2 separate regions of the Homo sapiens genome follow, and region 2 is linked to region 1. A link is a loop called in an ENCODE intact Hi-C map of the cell type or tissue named here. Cell type or tissue: Caco-2. All regions are shown on one strand. Each heading gives the region's core, and the rest is flanking DNA. Links, peaks and the distances in the headings are about the cores only.

Region 1 (4,392 bases), core at 81-4,080:
AAGAAATGCCAAAGCAGCGTCACCCTCTGAGGTCCCTTGGTGTTACCACCCTTTTGTCAACTCATGTATGATCCCACCTGATTCATTCAGTTCAAAGCTTTAACACGGCTAGAAGCCTCTGAAGGGAGCTATGAAGCATGCCAGCTGGTCATTTGAGCACCAGGGCCCTGGTGCCTGGTTCCAGTTCTCACTTGCCACTTCCCAGCTGTGTGACTTCTGTGAGTTTAGCAACCTCTCTGGGCTCAGTTTTCTTATGGGGATGATAACAGTTAATGGCCTCAGCATAGGTAAGGGATTAAGTGAATAAAGACATATAAGGACTCCACACAGGGCCTGGCACACTGGAAAGGCTCAGCGAGTGTTTGCTCTGATGATTCTCAAGCATTGTTATCTCTTAACTTGCTTTTTAATATTCATCTTTTTCAGCAAGGCCCTGAACCTCCCCTCTTCACCACGTGCATTCATTCATCCATCCCTCTGTCCAACTTCATCTAATGGGGCCAGCGTGGCTACATCAACACAGCTGCCCTTGTGTTTCTGGAACAGTAAGAAGGGTTCTGAGCCCCATGAGAGCAGAAGCAGGCCTATATACCTTCACATCTGTATCCTCAGGGCCTGGATCAGGGCTGGCCCTGAAGAGGTACTCAGGAATGTTTGGTAAAGAAACGTTCTCAGCATTTGTCTTCCCAGCTGACCAGGAAGGTTCCACTTGATCCTGGGCACCCGTTCTGGGTACAGCATAGGCTATTGGCCAACACATGCTCAGCTGTGCCAAAGATGAGAGGAGCAGGGCATGTGCCTCGGGCAGCTCTGGTAGTTTCATTAAGATTCCTGTTTGCTGGGTATGTCGTGGGGAAGCTGATCATGGTGTTCCCACCACCACGGCTAGCTGGGAAAGCCTTGTCTCACCTACCTCCATCTCCTGCTTCCTGGGCACCTGCTTGCGGGAGAGAGAGAGAGCAATTCAGGTATGCCACAAGGGGAACTTACCTGCCTAAATGCAGGTTTGTCAAGAATTCTTGTCCAGCCAGAAAAAATCTTGTCAGGCTGAAGCGAAGTGATACATGATTTTTTTTTTTAAAGTCTGCTTTAAATTTCTCGTGGCTTCCAAAAAAGCGGCTAGCATACTTCCATATGGGATAAACTGGTATTCCATTAGATTAACTCATGCAACATTTTCTGAGAACCTACTGTGCCCCAGGTACCAGAGATGCCACAATGAGTAAAACCTACCCCACCAGGCTGTGCCATGTGGCCAGAAGAGCCCAGATGAGGAGGCTGTGGGTCTCTCCAGTAGCAGGTGTGGGGTCAGGCTCGTGGTCATCTTAGCCTCTTCCAGTCCTGCTTGTCTGGAGTCTGTGTGATGTAGGGGCAAGAGCACTGAGAGGACGTTGAAGGCCCTGGATTCTGTCTCTTGTTTGTCCTTCACCCGCTGAATGTCTGACAAATGGTTTCTTCATCTGTAAATGAGAGAGCCACACTAATTAAAGGTCTGGAAGGGCCCTTGAGGACACACATTCCATGTTCTGTGATCCCCACTTCTCTGTGTGTGTTTTCTCTTTTTTCTCTCAGCACACTGGGGCCAGACACTGCCGCTACATGTGGTGGAACCAAGTGACAGAGGGGGAGTAAGCGGAGGCTGGAATTTCTCCCTCTGTTGGCTCTCCCTGACCACCTGCCTGCTTAGCCTCTCCTCTTCCCCCAGTGAAAGTGCTGCAGCAATCTCGGCCTTTGGCACTCTCCTCAGGAATTTATGAAGCTTGTGATGTGAATGATGGAGCCAGCTAAGCCTCCTCTGCACTGACAGCTCAGCACAATGACCTGTTGGGTGATGAAAGAAATGCCAGGTGCTTCAGGTGAATTGGCTGGGATTGGGTAACTCAGAGAGTTGGCTCCAGAGTGTGTGTGTGTGTGTGTGTGTGTGTGTGTGTGTGTGTGTGTGTATTCATGGGACCTCACTTGAGCCAATGACACACCCAGACGGGACCTGGGCCAGCGGGCGTTGGGCCTGAGGTAAACGCCTGAGTCACTTTTGTCAACAGATCCTAGGCCCTGTCCACATATGGACTGGGAACCATGACTGCGCCTCACAATAGCCCAGCGAGGGCTGGTGTTTTTCCACTTAGAGTTGGTTTTGTTTCCCAAAGCTGAGCCTAATCCTTTTAACCCTTGCCTCTGGACTCCTCTTGGGGAGGAAGGGAACGCTATCCTTGCCTCACCAGCTCAGGTGGTTGTGCAACCAGCTCTAGGCGCGGGAGGAGGGCCAGGCCGCCTGTGTGTGCTCTGTGGGCAGGGCAGGTAGGCAAAAGGCCAAGTTTTAGGGCTGGACTCCTTCCCTGTGGGCTGGGGAGAGGGCTGAGGAAGGCTCCTGCTGGATCCCGGGGTTGGGATGGGTTCCTGGCTGGCTGGACTTCTGCCTACCCATCACCCTCTGTGACAGCCCCTTTCTTCGTGGTCCGGCCTTGCCTTCTTCCTCACTCTCTCACACTCCCTGCCAATCTCAGTCTTATCTCTCCTGTGGCTCGACAGAGAGCTTCCAGCCCAGGCCTCTCTGCCTAGCCCCAGATGCCCAGCCTCTGCCCAGCCCCAGATGCCCAGCCTCTGCCCTCAGGTGTCTCCAAGTCAGCGTGGGGCCCAGAAATGAGGATGCAGGCTCTGAAAACCACATCACAGCTCTGATTCTTACAGGGTTTTCAATCACACTACGCTTCAGTTTTCTCATCTATAGATATGGATAATAGCTGTGCCCTTCTCAAAGGTCCCCCCATGTGGGATTTAAATGAAATAATTCATATAAAGTTCCTAGATCTTGGCCTAGCACCTATTATTTTATTGTCTCTCTTCTCCAGCCCCAAACCTGCTCATGCTGCAGTCTCCCCGGTCCTGGTTTGTGGCTCAGTGGTTCACCCAGGCCACCCTGTGTCCTGCCCGTGCCCATATCTAGTCATCTCTAGGCCGCAGTCCTTGCTGCCTCTGCATTCCTGCGGCCCTGTGTTAGTTTAGGGCCTCTTTCTCTCTTTTCTGTAGTAGTGAGTTCCTAGCTCCTGAGCCAGCTGCATGATGCAGTCCCCAAATCTGATACAATCCTAATACAACGGCCCAATCCGATCATTACAAAAAGGCGGAGGAGCTCGCTATCAACTCCAGAATCAAGTCCACAACCTCCAAGGTGTGCGCAGCCTGGCGAGACCTGGGCTTTGCTCACCCTTCTGGCTTAATTCTCACCACACACTCCCCTGTAGCAGCCATGCCAAACCACGGCCCACGCTTCCGTCTCCTTGCCTTTGTTCGTGCTGTTCCTGCTTTCTGCTTTACACCTTTCCTGTATCCTTCTTTACCTGCTAGATGCCTGCTTTGCCATCAAGACAATAATCTTTTTTAAATTTAAATTTAAATTCTTTTGACTTTTAGGTGTAGGGTACATGTGCACATTTGTTAGGTAAATTGCATGAAAGACAATCTTAAATACATTTACAGACCCAGTAGCCAGACACTGTACTAACTGTGATTTACATGTATTCATATAATCTTTTCAACAACCTCTTGAAGTGGGTACCATTTATAAATGAGGAAACTGAGGCACAGAGAGGTTGGTAAGTTGACCAAGCTCATAGAATTAGTAACTGGCAGAGCCTGGGTGCAAACCCATGCAGCCAGTGCTAGAACCTGCGCCTGACTGCTACGCTATGTCTCAAGCCCCTCGTAGGCACTGCCCTCCCACTGATGCCCACCTGGCCTCCCCAGGCACTGTTTGGTGCCTCCCCTTTGGTGCTGGTGACTACTGTTGCTTTGCCACAACATGTGTTAGTCACAGTGCTTTTTCCGGCGAACCTCTGGAGGGCAAGGACCGTGTTCTGTTCATTCTCACATCCCCATGGCCCACAGTGCTTGGCACCTGGTAGGTGCCCAATAGACGTTTGTTACACCAAAAGAGCTGGTGAATGAAATGTCATCTGTAGGACTTGTCAGAATGCCTTCTTGCTTCCATCAACCTTTGGCCCTCCATTTCCAAGACTTACCTAAGACTTGCCTCCTTCCTGAAGCCTCACCCACCCTCACTCTCTTCCTTTGCTGGAAGCCTCCTCGCTTGCACAAGGCTCATGTGTATATGGTCAATTCTTTTCCCTCCCTCCCTTCCTTCCTTCCTGACAGAGCTTTGTGCTTGTTGCCCAGGCTGGAGTATAGTGACGCGATCTCGGCTCACTGCAACTTCCACCTCCCGGGTTCAAGCGATTCTCCTGCCTCAGCCTGCAGAGTAGCTGGGATTACAGGTGTCTGCCACCACACCTAGCTAATTTTTTGTGTTTTTAGTAGAGACAAGGTTTCACCAGGTTGGCCAAGCTGGTCTCGAACTCCTGATGGTCAGTTCTTGATTAGGTTTGTTGATGGTAG
Region 2 (4,392 bases), core at 199-4,198, 100 kb after region 1:
GGATAAGCAATGAGGATAAGTTAGGTTGATGTGAGCAAAGTGTCTACCTGTGCTTCCAGTTCTCTACACCAAACTCCCAAAGTTCCTGACATAGACAGAATTACTCAGTCTACAAATAATTACTGAGCACCTCAAGAGACCTCTATTCTGACTTCTGTGGGGAAAAAAGAACAGGAAAAAATGACTGGGTCTTTGCTCTTGAAGGGCTTACCACTTGAGTGGTGATCAGGGACATACGCCACCCCCAACCTTCAAAAGCAAGTTGTAAAAGCATCATACAAATAACAAAATACAGACTGAAGACCATCTATAAACACAGGGGTAACCAATGTGCAGTTAATCAGGGAAGGCTTCCCAGGGAAGATGATCTCTGAACTGAGAGCTAGTGCCCTCTTGCACAACTTCCCCATCTTGCTTTTAACGTTGAGATTAAGCTGGAGTATTCTGTTTGGCTGTACTCACATTAGTGTATAAGGCATTCTTGAAGTGAAGCACTGATATAATACTAGCCTGACGTTTGCATCTGATATAAAGTTATGTATCAATAAGACCTGACTGTGGTCCCCCAAATTTTTTCTTTTCCTTTTTCTTTCTTTTTAAAGGGAAATAAGTAAAGGGGTCAAATCTACATGAATAAAGAAAGCAGAGCTTGTGAGGCAGGCTTTCCAAGTAACCCAAGGGACATGAACAAAGCAATTCTATTATTTTTTTTAAAAAACTAAGCATGATTTCAGAGCCCCCCCCCCCAAAAAAAAGCAAGCAAGGTATTAGGGCACATCAGAAAATCAGACATCCTTGGCCTTCAGGAACATGCTATATTGTTAGAAAGGCAAAAACAAATAAAGTGTCATTAGATAACAAGGAAATATAAGCAGGCTCTTTGGCAAACAACCAAAAGCTAGTAATGCAGGGAGTGGGAGTGCCACTGTGGAAATTTCTACGCTCCCTTAGTGATTTTGTGTAAGATTTCGGGAAGCCTGGGCTCACAATAGAAAAGTAGGAGCTATTTGAATAGGAAGAGAGGGGAAAAGCATCCAGATGGAGGAGCTAGTGTGAGGGAATAGAAGTGGGAATGAGTACTGCAGCACTGCCTTTGAGGCTGTGGGAGGAGGCTTGTGTATTAGGAACTCAGGAGGCACAGTGAATGATGGTGAATGGGCGATAGAGGTGAGGTGGGGTCCCTTGCAGTCAGCAAGGTGAACTCCCACTGCCATGGTGGCTGCCCTTGGGAAGAAAACTAGACCAAGGACCCATGTCTTTACTGAGGCCCTGAGTGTCTAGCTAATCTTTGGAGATCCCTAAGAGAAACCCAAATCCACAAAAGAAACCCCTATCCCACTCTGAAGATTCTCTGTGCTCCGAGGATAGGACAATCCCGCTGAGGAGGCCTAAAACAGCTGCAGGATCAGCACCATGTGGACCTCTTCTGGGGGACCAGGAAAGCGATCTCAGCAGCCAGGGTGCCTTCCAGTCAGTCGGCAGGGAAATGCACGGGGGCACTAATTTCCATGGAACTCTGGAAGACTCCAGAGAGTCAGGGGACCACACAGTGCCCAGCCACACAGACTAGGATTTCTTTAGATGTCTTGGCCATGACAAAGGCCCTTACCAAATGGGAGGCGCACATCAGCTGAGGCAAGACAAACAGAGTGATAGCAAGAAAGCCAGAAAACCAAGAAGAGCCTCAACTCCCATGCCCCACCCACCAATAATTCCCCCTAAGTCCCGGGTACAGAATAAAAGACAGACTCCCGCTGCACAACGATATGGTTACATTTATAGAAGCTCTCTTGTCACCAGTGAAATGTGACCTTCATACTTTCCTTATCTTAATATCTGGGTAAACATTTGTTGTGCAAGCACACAAATAAAGGTTCTAAAGGTGAAATGTGGTGTGTCCAGCAACACCACACTGCTCCAAACCCAGGCCCCAGAGAGTCCTTTTGGCTCTGCAGAGGACTTCTCTCTCCCTTCACCCTGGGCACCAAGGCACCAAAATTAGCTTCGTTGACCTCAGCCAGCTCTGGAGTGAACGCTGCCATTCGAAAATAGCATCTGAGAACTCTTGGAAACACAGGAGAGAAATACAAGGGTACAGTGGTTTACAGAAACTTACTGCGAAAGCAATCTCACTGGAGTGCTTTTTTAACTAAATACACAGGAAAGGGGCATTATGAGGATTTACTCCAATCTGTGGAAAGTGAATTATATGCTTCTAGCTCCCATCCTGATTAATTCTATTAAGTGTGATTGTTTTCATTTAGAAAAATATTGCAGAGGTAATGTTCATAAAGAGAGTTTGTCAAATGACCCATGCTTTGACCCAAAATTTTGCTGTACTAACTTGCACAGTCCTATTATTTCTAGACACTCTCTAAAAACATTGTGTCTCATTTCCCCATATATTTGATATATGTGATTTTTAAAATCTTGTCTTGAAATGCAGAAGGAAGGATTCTCAAGCAGTTCCTCAAAAGGCACAATTTTCTGTTGTTTCTATGTGGAATTCATAAACAAAGCCAAGTAACCGAGTTTTTATGTGTGCTTAAAGGCACTCTTTCCTGCAACTGTGTGTGACGTATTTTTCCAGGACAATCTTTCTCAATACTCCAAAGTGCTTCAGTAACAGGAAGTCATAAAGGTAGGAAGGAGGCCTGTAAATATTTGCTGTAATTGCTCATTAGTAATGAGAATGGCTGGCATTGAATTTTGAGTCACCCTTTTGTGCTCATGGCTCATTACCTTGTAACTGGAGCCCAAGGTGGTACATATGGGCTTTCCCTCACCATGGACAACCAGGTCCACTTCTAGGTTTTACTTCAGACAGTGTGGCTTGTTTCTCTCAGCACCTCCATTTCCCAAATATAAAGGAAGGAAAGCATGCTGGTCTTCTTGCTCCCTGCCCCCTAACCAGAGGCAGTCAGGAAAAAACTTATACAAAGTAGTGACAGTATGCAAAGTTTTTATCAAAAGTGAAATGTGTGTATTTTTTTAATACTATACTAATACAACATCGAGAGACAGATAAATACTGTCTGGGTAGACACACAGCACAATGATTTAAATGATTACCAAAAAATAATCATATACTTTAATGGATGTATTTTAAACAACTTATAAAATGCTTCTGAACTTTCTCAGATTCAGCTCATGTGTCCTCTTATTCATAACAAGCCACTGACTCCCCTTAGTCACAGGCCAGCATCAGGGCACCTCGGACTAAAAATGAGACCAAAACACTCAACCCGTTACAGAATTGATTAACTTCTAAGAATACTATTGGCTGTACCCCCTGCTTCTGGGGGCAGCCTACAGGGCAATGGGGGTTACCTTCAGCACCACAATCATGAGTACAACATAATGGATCCACTTTCCTGCCCACGTGTTTGATTACACGGCCTAACCAGATAAAATCACTAATTTGTTAAGATTGCTACCACTTATCTCTTAGTTTTTTTAATAGGAGAGTTCCATGGCTGGGGATGGGGGGATAGTTCAAGAAGTCACTAGGGGTGTATGAGACACTTCTAACAATCCACTTCCATGGCTTTATAGAATTCACAAAACGTCAGATGAGTACATGGCAAATAAACATATGTTTCAATGGGGTCATTTTTCTCATTGACAAGACACCCTTTCTGAAATATTTTTCCACATGAGAAAAGGATCTGTTCACAGGATCATTATCTGGCATGGAAATTACTTATAACTTTAAAACTGAGGAATCTTTCCAAGTTCGGGGGAGTGGGGGCAGTGGGAAATGTGCCTCCTGGAAACATGTGGAACTTCTGGCAGTGATGTCATCTAGTAAGAGTTTTGCTGACGTACAAGTGGCCCCTGCAAACAGCCTAAGGCAGTCAAGCAAACAGGTATTTCTTAAGAAATTAGAAAAAACAAGGTCACTTAGAAGTGGATAACATTCTTGTCCATTCCACACCTGACTCTTCAGCTCCAGGTATCTCACAAAGGGTCTCGCCACTCTTCTTCACTTTATGCTTTCATCAGATCAGTTATGGGGCTTCCAACAGTGGGAACAGACAAGGGTCACCAAATTACACCCAACATCTACTTGAAAATTACAGATGCTATTAGGGGCATCCCATGGATGACCACCACATCGACTGTGATGCACAGTTGCCAACACGGCTTGCTTCTCTCTTGATTAAGGTATGTGTCAATGCAATTCTGTTTGGCAGCACTAGAAAAACTCAAGGTACCCTCTAGGTTCACAGTGCAGGGGCCAACAGTGTGATGGCTGTTAAGGCTCAGGGCTCATCAGCGAAAGGGCTCTATAGAAATGCAACATGCTATTATCACAACAATCATAGCTATTCTTTATCCCCCTATCCATTCTTTCCTTCCTGTGCTTGCAATTTCAAAAGATCAAAAGAG

The links. Peaks named below come from ENCODE experiments on the same cell type or tissue, not always from the same donor. Only the 100,000 strongest peaks of a DNase experiment are listed, where the experiment ranks them.
Region 2: a loop joins it to region 1, with 4 times the contacts of the local background. A loop is called at or near these places in 4 of 110 quality-filtered maps.

What each region holds. Positions count from the first base shown.
Region 1 is chr2:46,406,873-46,411,264 of GRCh38, reverse strand. LOC124907762 (a long non-coding RNA gene) reads left to right here. Exons shown (of 2, transcript XR_007086306.1): 1 at 1-1,856. Among named protein-coding and RNA genes, the nearest start is that of LINC01820, 15 kb to the right of the region's middle. RefSeq lists an enhancer at 1,825-2,399. In Caco-2, for the core only: no CTCF peak of the experiment used is centred there; a DNase peak (open chromatin) is centred at 1,904.
Region 2 is chr2:46,304,816-46,309,207 of GRCh38, reverse strand. The region is part of intron 1 of EPAS1 (endothelial PAS domain protein 1); the gene reads right to left. Among named protein-coding and RNA genes, the nearest start is that of EPAS1, 9.6 kb to the right of the region's middle. In Caco-2, for the core only: no CTCF peak of the experiment used is centred there; a DNase peak (open chromatin) is centred at 1,777.